2 separate regions of the Homo sapiens genome follow, and region 1 is linked to region 2. A link is a contact called in ENCODE Hi-C or POLR2A ChIA-PET data. All regions are on one chromosome and are shown on one strand. Each heading gives the region's core, a stretch centred on a gene start or an enhancer-like site at or near the end of the contact. The rest is flanking DNA. Distances are from core to core; before and after follow the strand shown. Region 1 holds the start of EVC2 (EvC ciliary complex subunit 2). Region 2 overlaps EVC2 (EvC ciliary complex subunit 2).

Region 1 (4,316 bases), core at 776-3,275, 73 kb before region 2:
GGACCAGGACACTGCACCATCCTTCATTTACTCAGCACTTGGAGAGAATCTGTTGTGTGTGTGTTGCAGGCTGGGGGATAGGCCAGCCACAAACCAGGCAGTGTCCAGGCTAGTGAGTATCTCACAGTTGTTTAGAGTGATAAAAAATTAAAGGAGTTCATCACTGTGTTTGCTTTAAACAAACATTTATGGGGTAGCTACTAGATGTTTGCTTTTGTCCTGGGTGCCTGGGTAAAGCACACATGCACATGCACGACTGCACACTTGCACTCAGGGGCACACACACACACACACCTACCCTGTGGAGCTTAATTCCCTGTGTGGGCCGGGCTAGGGGACACCATGGGGATCTGCTTCAGCAGAGGAGGGCTTTGTCCTTTCAGCCTAGATGTCCAGCTTGTTTCTAGTTTGTTTCATCATTTCCTCATGGCAAGATGGGAACTGTTATCCAAATTCTTCATCTTTTTTTAATAAATGAAGAAACTGACAGCTGGAGAGGAGAGGTGACTCATTTGCAATTAAGGAGTGGGGCAGAATTCTTGTCTCATTTACACCTGTGTCTGGCTTCAGGGCAAACTCTCTGCTATGTGGAGCTTCTTATATATTACCTTAGAAGCATCTCCAAGGTTCCTGGGGACATGTATGGGGGCAATAACTTGACGCTCTTGTTTTACATTTCCATGAATGCTTAGGCTTTAGTTTTTAAAATGTGGTGTTTGGGCCAGGTGTGGTTGCTCACGCCTGTAATCCCAGCACTTTGGGAGGCTCAAGTGGAGGATTGTCTGAGCCCAGGAGTTTAAGACCAGTCTTGGCAACATAGTGAGACCCTGACTCCATAAAAAATACTAAGGAGATTTTTTAAATGTAGGGTTATTTGCTTTTTACTTTATCATAAAGTTGTTGACTATTAAATTAACCTTTAAATGACTGACTGTCAAACAACTCCAACGGTCCAGCAACATGCTTGGCATTTAGCCTGTGGTCTTGTCACATGCCTGACAGCTGCCACGTACCCCCTGGTGTGGGGAACTTGGCTTATAAATTCTCAGCTTCTCGAACCCCATGGCCTTGTCCATGTTAGGTCAGGAAAGGCCTGTCCTTGGATGGTCTGGGTTATGGGGAGAGAGGCTGCCAGGGGCCAGGCTCGCTGGCCTGAGACTTTATAGACAGCCTAACAGCCTGCCCCGCAGGAAGGCTGGCGGGAGTGGAGCCCTCCCCCGTCAACAGGTGTCAGCTGTCACCCAGGACCTAGGCAGGGATGAGGAAGCACACAAAAGGCTCCACCAGTCCCCCTTTTTGTGTCTTTCTCCTCCTCCTCCTCCTGCGTCCCTTGGCAAAGCAAATCCCTGTCCCCTCGGAGAGTTCAGGGAGAGCTTGCTTAGGGCTGCGACTTCAGACACCAGCTCCCCTCTTTCTAGGTCCCCAGAGAGGTGGCCCAGCGGCTGGCCTGTTTCCCACTGGGAATGCGAGGGGCACCCGGGCCGGCCCAGGGCTGACCCACAGCAGGCTCGGGCAGTGGGTGCTCAGCTGGTCTGCACTGAACGCAACCGGAAGTGAGGGTCCTTTTCCTTCTCTGCGGCCACCCCCTCCTCCCCGAGCTTTCCTGAACCTTCTGGGTGCTCCAGGACTCCCGGCCCCGCGCTCCAAATGCTTCTCCGTTTTCTAAGCGGGGATGGGGAAACTCTGGATTCACATCCGTGTGTCAGGAAACCGTTCCCAGGGGAAGTGCGTCTGAGCTGAGGCTTACAGACCCAGGTAGGCGGTAGCGGAGGGGCCCTTGGGGTCCTGGTAACCTCGGGGAGCAGGGGAGTGACCCGCTCTGATTCGGTTTGGGCGCAAGCAAACCCAGGCCTGGCCGCCGGGCGCCTGGGCCGCGCCAACTCGCTCTCCCCCTCCCACGCCCGTCCGGCACCTCCTGGCCCGCCAAGCCCCAGATGCGGGTGTTTGTTCCAGAAAACTTTCGGCGGCGGCTCGCACTGAGCATGCTCGGCGGCGGGGCGGGCCTGGGGTCCGGAAGCTCCAGCGACTCGGCGGCACCCGCCGCTTTGAGGTAGCGGGTCCCGACAGGCGATGGACCCCTCGGGCTCCCGGGGGCGCCCCACGTGGGTGCTGGCCGGGGGTCTCCTGGCAGTGGCCCTGGCGCTGGGGGGCCGAGGCTGTCTCGGCGCCAGCTCACGTCCCCGCTGGCGCCCCCTCGGCGCGCAGCCACCCCGGGATCCCCAGGTGGCTCCTAGGTCTGGGCCCGGCCTGAGGATCCCTCCGGGGCGGAGCGGGGCGGGGCCCGAGAGCAGCACGCAGGTAAGGAGGGCCCGACCCCAGGCTCCGGTCTGACTGTAGTGGTTTGACTTTGTCTACACCGGCGGTGGCAGGGAGGACCCTTAGTATTTCGCAAAGAATGAGGAAGGGAGGGCAGGATCTGAATAGGGTGCTTCGCGGCCCTTAGGTGTATCCCGCTCACGGCCAGAAAGCTTCGAGGGAAACTGGAGACCTTCCTCGGGGTGTGGCAGCTGCCGGCTTGGACTTCACCAGCGACCCTGGTTCGAATCCTGCTCTCCATTTTACGAGCTTCGACCTAGGGCAGTTCACTCCTGTGCCCCAGTTTCCTGATCGTTGAAACGGGGCCGTCGCGGCGTCCACCCCAGAGGGTGGAAGTGGGTTAGATGAGCTCACATATGCAGAGCCCCTTGCAGAGGCCAGCACTGGGAAATTGCAGCGGTTTTTAAAAGTGGGGGCTCTTGGCTGGACTCTTAGGTGACTGAACTCTCCTGGCTGATGGATTTAGCCACTTCCTACTTCACCCTGGCCCTCCCTCTGTGGTCCTAAACTCGAAAGGCATGGATCCCTGGCTGTAGCCCTAGACTTGACCTCCCCCGACAAAGCTGGTCACCAGTCCTAGTGCCTTTTCCTCCAAATCAGCTCGGATGTCTGCCCCTCCTCACTCCCCACTGCCACTCCCTGGCTTCAGGTCCCACCACTTCACTTCCAGCCCTTGGTGATGGTTTTCCCACGTCTCCCATCCATTTTCCCCCAGACCTCTGGGGTGGTCTGTCCTGGTAGACATTCTGCCACTCCTGTCCCATGCTGGCACTCTTCTCTCCACCTTATTGCCCCTGACAGCACACCCAGGCTCCTATTCCCAGGACTGCCCTGGCCAATGGTCTGGCCCATTGATGCTGCCCTGAGGTCCTCCCACCTCTCTCCTAGGGTGGTGGGTCGTGTCCTGCTGTGTTCTCTACCCCAGGACACTTGCGACACTGGCAGAGGTTTAGTCTCTTAAAAGAGACCCTGCTCCCTTTCTGTCTTTAGGTTTTCACTGGAAAAACGCCATGTCAGTGTCCTGAGCTTTCAAAAGTCCAATGACAGAACATGTTCCCTGGGTCCTTTCACTTGCATCTGCCCTGTGAGATGGGAGTATCTGGCCCGTTTTGCAGGTGACAAAACCAAGGCTCAGGGAGCCGCGTCCCCAGGCCTGTCCTGTACTCTCTCTCTGGCCCCCGAGTTCAGAGCCTGCGTGCCTGGCCTCACCTGCTTTGCACAAGCTCTTCCTTCTGGGAAGCCAGTGTCAGAAATCCTGGTGCACATTGGCCTCTGTCAGCCACAGTGGTGTTGAGGGTGGTCCCTGCCAGAAGGGAGGGACGGTGCCTACTGGGAAGGGCCTGAAGCCATCTAGGACCATGGTGGGTGTAGAGTACCTCACCCTCAAGGGCAACCCCTGCCTTTGCAGGAATCTGGGAATGAGCACCTGTATTCAGGTGCCCTTGGCATCTTGAGCACGTCCCCTGGGCCCTGGCCCTGCCCACGCCCATCCCAGCTGTTGATGGGACCAGCCTTCTTCCGTCTCTCTGGGCCTGTCTTGCATAGCCCTTCTGCACACTGTACAGGAAAGAGCTCTGGCCATGTGTGTCCCTGCCTTGGCCACTCCCTCTTGTGGGGCCTGGGACAAGTCACAGCCCTCAGGGTCTCTGCTTCCTCTTCTGAGCAATGGTGTAAGGGCTGTTCCCAGAGCACAGTTCCCGAAGGCACAGGTTAGTTCTTCCTATTGTAATTATATGATGCCTTCATGTAATTACTTGATACCATCTATCCATCCATTCATTCAATATTATCTATGTATGTATGTATGTATGTATGTATGTATCTATCTATCTATCTATGTATCTATCTATCTATGTATCTATCTATCTATCTATGTATCTATCTATGTATCTATCTATGTATCTATCTATGTGTCTATCTATCTATGTATCTATCTATCTATCTATGTATCTATCTATCTATGTATCTATCTATATTTATTGCACCTTTGCTAAGTCCCA
Region 2 (4,607 bases), core at 1,035-3,534:
ACAGGGTTTTGCCATGTTGGCCACACTGATCTCGAACTCCTGACCTCAGGTGATCCGCCCACCTTGGCCTCCCAAAGTGCTGGGATTACAGGCATGAGCCACCACGCATGGCCAATTTTTTTTTACCTTTAAACGTAATACATGCTCAATAAGGGAGGCTTCGACAGTACCTTAAGGCAGTGGTCAGCAAACAAGGACCCATGAGCCCAATCTTACCCAGCTTGTTTTTATGTGGCCTGCAAGTTGAGAATGTTTTTTTACATTTTTAAAGAGTTTTAAAAATCAAATACACAAACAAGAATACATAACAGAGACCTCAGGTGACAAACTCTAAAATATGGCCCCTTACAGAAAGGCTGTCTGATTTCAGAACCAAAGCTGAAAAAGAAAAAGCCCTGAAAAAAAAAAAAAAGAGAGAAGCCCATCCCACAACTCAGTGGCAGAGGATCATTCATTCTGCCCATTGTTGAGTTTCTATTGTATACCTAACCCTGGAGATACAGGGATGGCTCAGGCAGCCTTCACACCTGCCCTCAGTTGCCAGCATACATTTTAGCCTTTTGCTTTATCCATTTATTTTTATAAAGTAAGGATTATGCAGTTTGTATAGTTGTATATATGTCTTATTTTCACTTTACATCACAGTATACACATTTGCTGATTTTATTAAATACTCTTAAAAAATACGATGTGTAACAATAACAGCTCATCCTTCCTTAGCATGCATGGTGTGTCTGGCATTGTTCCAAGCACATCCCATTGACTCTCTTTAGCGTTCACAACAACTCAGTGAGGTAGGGACTGAGAGGATCTCACTTTGACAGGTGAGGAAACTGAGCTGGGGAAGGTTCACCTGCCCGAGGACAGTCAGCCTCATGTCCAGCAGCATGCCCCCAACCACTGCGCACACTGCCCCCTCCTGCAGTGGAGGTTACGTCCCCCTGCTGTGCGCCCCATGTGAACCCGTCCTGTGGGGCACCTAGAATGTTTCTAGTGGCTTTGCTATCAAAAGACTGCCTGGGGCAATGCTTTTTTATGCGGAGAGCATGAGGATAGGATGCTGGGTCGGTGCCCTACTCCCATCTGTCACGCAGTCCCTCTCCTCCTCAGGGCTTCCTGACCCTGCTCTCTCCAGGGCTTTTCTGCAGCCTGTCTCTCCCACCCACACCACCTTGCAAGCCAGCGTGTATTGGGCAGGCACCATCACTCCGGATGTCCTAGGTCACTCTGTTCAAAGACAAGCAGCCGCCTTATTTGAACCAATCTGTTTCCAGAAATAGTATCTGAGCTGCAGCATTTAATAGAACTAGTTTCCTTCCAGTCCATGCAAGTGATTCCATCTCACAAAACCACAGACTGCTTTATAATTATCCATCATGTGTTATAGTCATCTTTAAATAAAATACATAAAAATATTTTGGATGTATTATTCCACCAAGAATTAGTTTTAAAAAAGAAAAGCAAAAGGAGCAGTATCAGCTTTCCTGAGTAAAGTTTAGTACAGTACAGTCATCCCTCCCTTGATACCCAGGAAGCATTGGTTCCAGGACCCTCCCCACCATCCCACCCCCATGGATACCAAAATCCACAAATTCTCAAGTCTCTGTTATAAAATGGTGTCGTATTTGCACATAACCTACACAAATGCTCCTGTATACTTTAAATCACCTCTGTTACTTGTAATACCTAATACAATGTAAATGTTATGTAGTTATAAATAGTTTGTATAAATGCATAAAAAATAGTTTAGGGAATGTTGTTTAGGGAATAACAACAAGAAAAAAATAGTCTGTATGTGTTCAATACACACAGAAATTTTTGACCTGCAGGTGGTTATATTTATGGATGCAGAACCCACAGATACAGAGAGCTGACTGTAATTAATGTAGAGCTGAAATTTGTTCATACTATAATATTTAAATGCGTATATAATGCCTTATAGTTCTCAAAGCATTTCTCCATTGAGAAACCTTGGGGAGAGTATTGGGGGATATAGGCACAGAAGGCAGGTTGCTGGGGTTTATTTCCTCCCTCTTTTCCTCCAGTAGGCACGTTACCCAGTCACCCTGGGTCTCCTTTCCCCATCCTTAAGACAGGGATAATCATGATGCCTGAGGTCTTAGAGGGCTGTTGTGAGTATAAGTAAGTTAATTCTCGTATAGTACTTCAGCCATTGCTCGGCGCTGAGTCAACCTTGGACAAGGGTTTATTATGATTCATAACTGAATGTAATTTTTAAAGATGCCTGTGGTGTAGAACACAGAATGTGAACTCTTTCTACTTGAAGGTGGGCAAACCGAAGCCCGGAGGGGAAGTGACTGGCAATCCAGCTTCCTGCATCCAGTTCAGAGCTGGGTCCTTCCTCTGGGGTTCGTCTTCTATACCCAGGCTCTCCCCGCTGCTTTTCTGCCACTGAAAGAGGAGGCCCAGCAGATGTCTTGCCCTGGGCTGCCTGAGGCTTTCTAACCCCTGTGTGAGTCTTTGTCCTCAGCACAAGAATTCTGACATTTTCACCGTTTCTGATGGATTTGTTTTTATAAAACATTTTCACAATTTGCCTGTCTTTCTGAGTATGGGGAGTATGACAGCACAGTCGTCACTTTCGAGCGTGATTTCACTTTGTGATGCTGTAGAGTCAACATGCACAGCAGCTGCTGCAGCCAGCCTGATGCAGGCCTGTGCTTCTCACACTGGAACTTCTGTATCCTCCCTTAAGGTTTATGCCCCCTACTCCCTCCATGGGACACTCCCTCCAGGGGACACTTGCTTTTCTAGGTGTTGGAAGCCATAGGATGCATGTGCCTTATCTCCCTGAAGTCTTTTTCATTGAGAAGTTCAATAGTGGGTTGGGGGTGAGTAATCATTACTTTCACATTCCTTTATAATGCACATTTGTGGCCAGGTGTGGTAATCCCAACACTTTGGGATGCCGAGACAGGTGGATCACCTGAGGTCAGGTGTTTGAGACCAGCCTGGCCAACATGGTGAAATCCCGCCTCTACTAAAAATACAAAAATTAGCTGGGCATGGTGGTGGACACCTGTAATCCCAGCCGCTTGGGAGGCTGAGCCAGGAGAATCACTTGAACCCAGAGGGCGGAGTTTGCAGTGAACCAAGATAGCAGCACTTCACTCCAGCCTGGGCGAAAGAGTGAGACTCTGTCTCAAAAAAAAAAAAAAAAAAAAAAAAAGCACATTTGTTGACAGTATTTAAAATATAAACTTTTATTTAAGAAAACCCAGATTTCCAGCTAAAGGATGGGAAGACTGAGCTGTGTTGAGTCCGTATTCCTGCAGAGCCCTTTGGTGGACGGGGTGGAGGCTGCCCCTACAGGCAGGGCGTGCTCTTTGCACTTTGCCCCATTCCCCAGTAGTTCCTAGTGCCTGTCACACCAGGCAGCCTCACTCATTTGGAAACATGACCTCCCCTGTTTGGCAGGCCCAGGGGTGTGCCTCCCCTGCTTTAGGGCTTAGTTTTCTCATCTCTGCCATAGGAGGTTGAACTAGGTCAGGGGTGGAACTCACATCTGCAAGGCTCTGAACTCCCTTTTGAAGTGGGCATGGGAGTCCTGTCCACATGTATTTTAGAGAGTGTTTCACTATGGCACAAATACATCATTGCCTCATACTTTATTCTTCGGCAGAGATATGATTCTAAAAAAGGCCCAAATATTTTATTTTAGGATTTGTGTGTGTGTCTGCTTTTTATCTTGCCTGTGAGAAGCTAAATGGAAATTACCCCGTATTTCATTTCTATTAATTAAAATAAATTGAAGTTTGGGACTTGTCAAATTCTATACTGTCAAAAAAAGAAGGTCGCTTTGATGGATGAACCGACATAACTGGGCACCAGCTAGTCATTCGTAGCGGAATGCCCCTGCGGTGCCCAGACTCAGGGTCCTGACACCCTCCTGGTTGTTGGTGAATTGCATCCTTTGATTTAGATCAAGTCAGCTGTGAATACCATTTCTCTGTAATAGAGTGACTCATTATGTCGAATCTAATCCTTTGTTATAAAATCAGCTTTTTAAAAAGACTGAATTGTTATTTGGTGGGCAAGGCAAGCTATTAGTATGGGCAAGGGTCCTGACAGAGTTGCCAAGAGGATGCACATAAAAGCCTTTGACTTGTAGCCTCATGGCCCCTGCTGTCATCCACTAGGCTTTGCTGTGAGCACCTGCAAGGCAGGGGATGCCATGTGTTGGCCCTTGGACCTCTTTAGAAGGCTCTAAATAATGCTTGTCTTTCTGGCCCAGATTCTGAACAAATCAAACAATAAGTAAAAGGGACTGGAGAGACGGAGAAAGCTAGAGATCAGCATGTCACCTTTGAGAGCTTCTGTGAGTTATTGGAAGTGGAGGTGAGCAGGTCTGTGACTTGGGAAATTGGGGAGCAAGTGATGCTATTTACTGAAACCAGAGAATTCTGGTGGGTGATAGAGCATTCCAACCTTGTTTAGCCTGAAGGAGCTCTGGCCTTTGCCCTGTGCACCGGAGCCCCTTCTGCCTTCCTCGGGCTTCTACTCAGCCCAGCCATGGCATGATGCCACACCTGCCTGCTTCCCAAGGCCAGGCCTTTATTGGCCATTTGGGATGGCTGTACCCACGC

The links. A loop is a pair of places that touch in the nucleus more often than their neighbours do. ChIA-PET counts read pairs that join two places held with the same protein, here RNA polymerase II (POLR2A). Pooled maps may share reads with other maps.
Region 1: a loop to region 2 is called in a map of mammary epithelial cell, with 5 times the contacts of the local background. The contact joins the promoter of EVC2 here to the enhancer-like site in region 2. A Hi-C loop is called at or near these places in 1 of 168 maps with a recorded cell type or tissue (mammary epithelial cell), 1 of 37 single-sample maps with no recorded cell type and 1 of 50 pooled maps. POLR2A ChIA-PET finds 5 or more read pairs at or near these places in 1 of 52 experiments (PC-3).

Annotation. Positions count from the first base shown.
Region 1 is chr4:5,706,268-5,710,583 of GRCh38, reverse strand. EVC2 (EvC ciliary complex subunit 2) reads left to right here and starts at 2,025. Exons shown (of 22, transcript NM_147127.5): 1 at 2,025-2,298. The coding sequence starts at 2,071. RefSeq lists silencers at 1,936-1,985, 2,026-2,405 and an enhancer at 1,466-2,085.
Region 2 is chr4:5,633,613-5,638,219 of GRCh38, reverse strand. All of the region lies in intron 10 of EVC2 (EvC ciliary complex subunit 2), which reads left to right. Among named protein-coding and RNA genes, the nearest start is that of EVC2, 73 kb to the left of the region's middle. Within about 2 kb of position 2,284, at least 3 of the 41 ENCODE cell types and tissues checked have a DNase peak (open chromatin) inside an H3K27ac peak, as active enhancers do; they include PC-3 and mammary epithelial cell, where a contact is called at or near this core.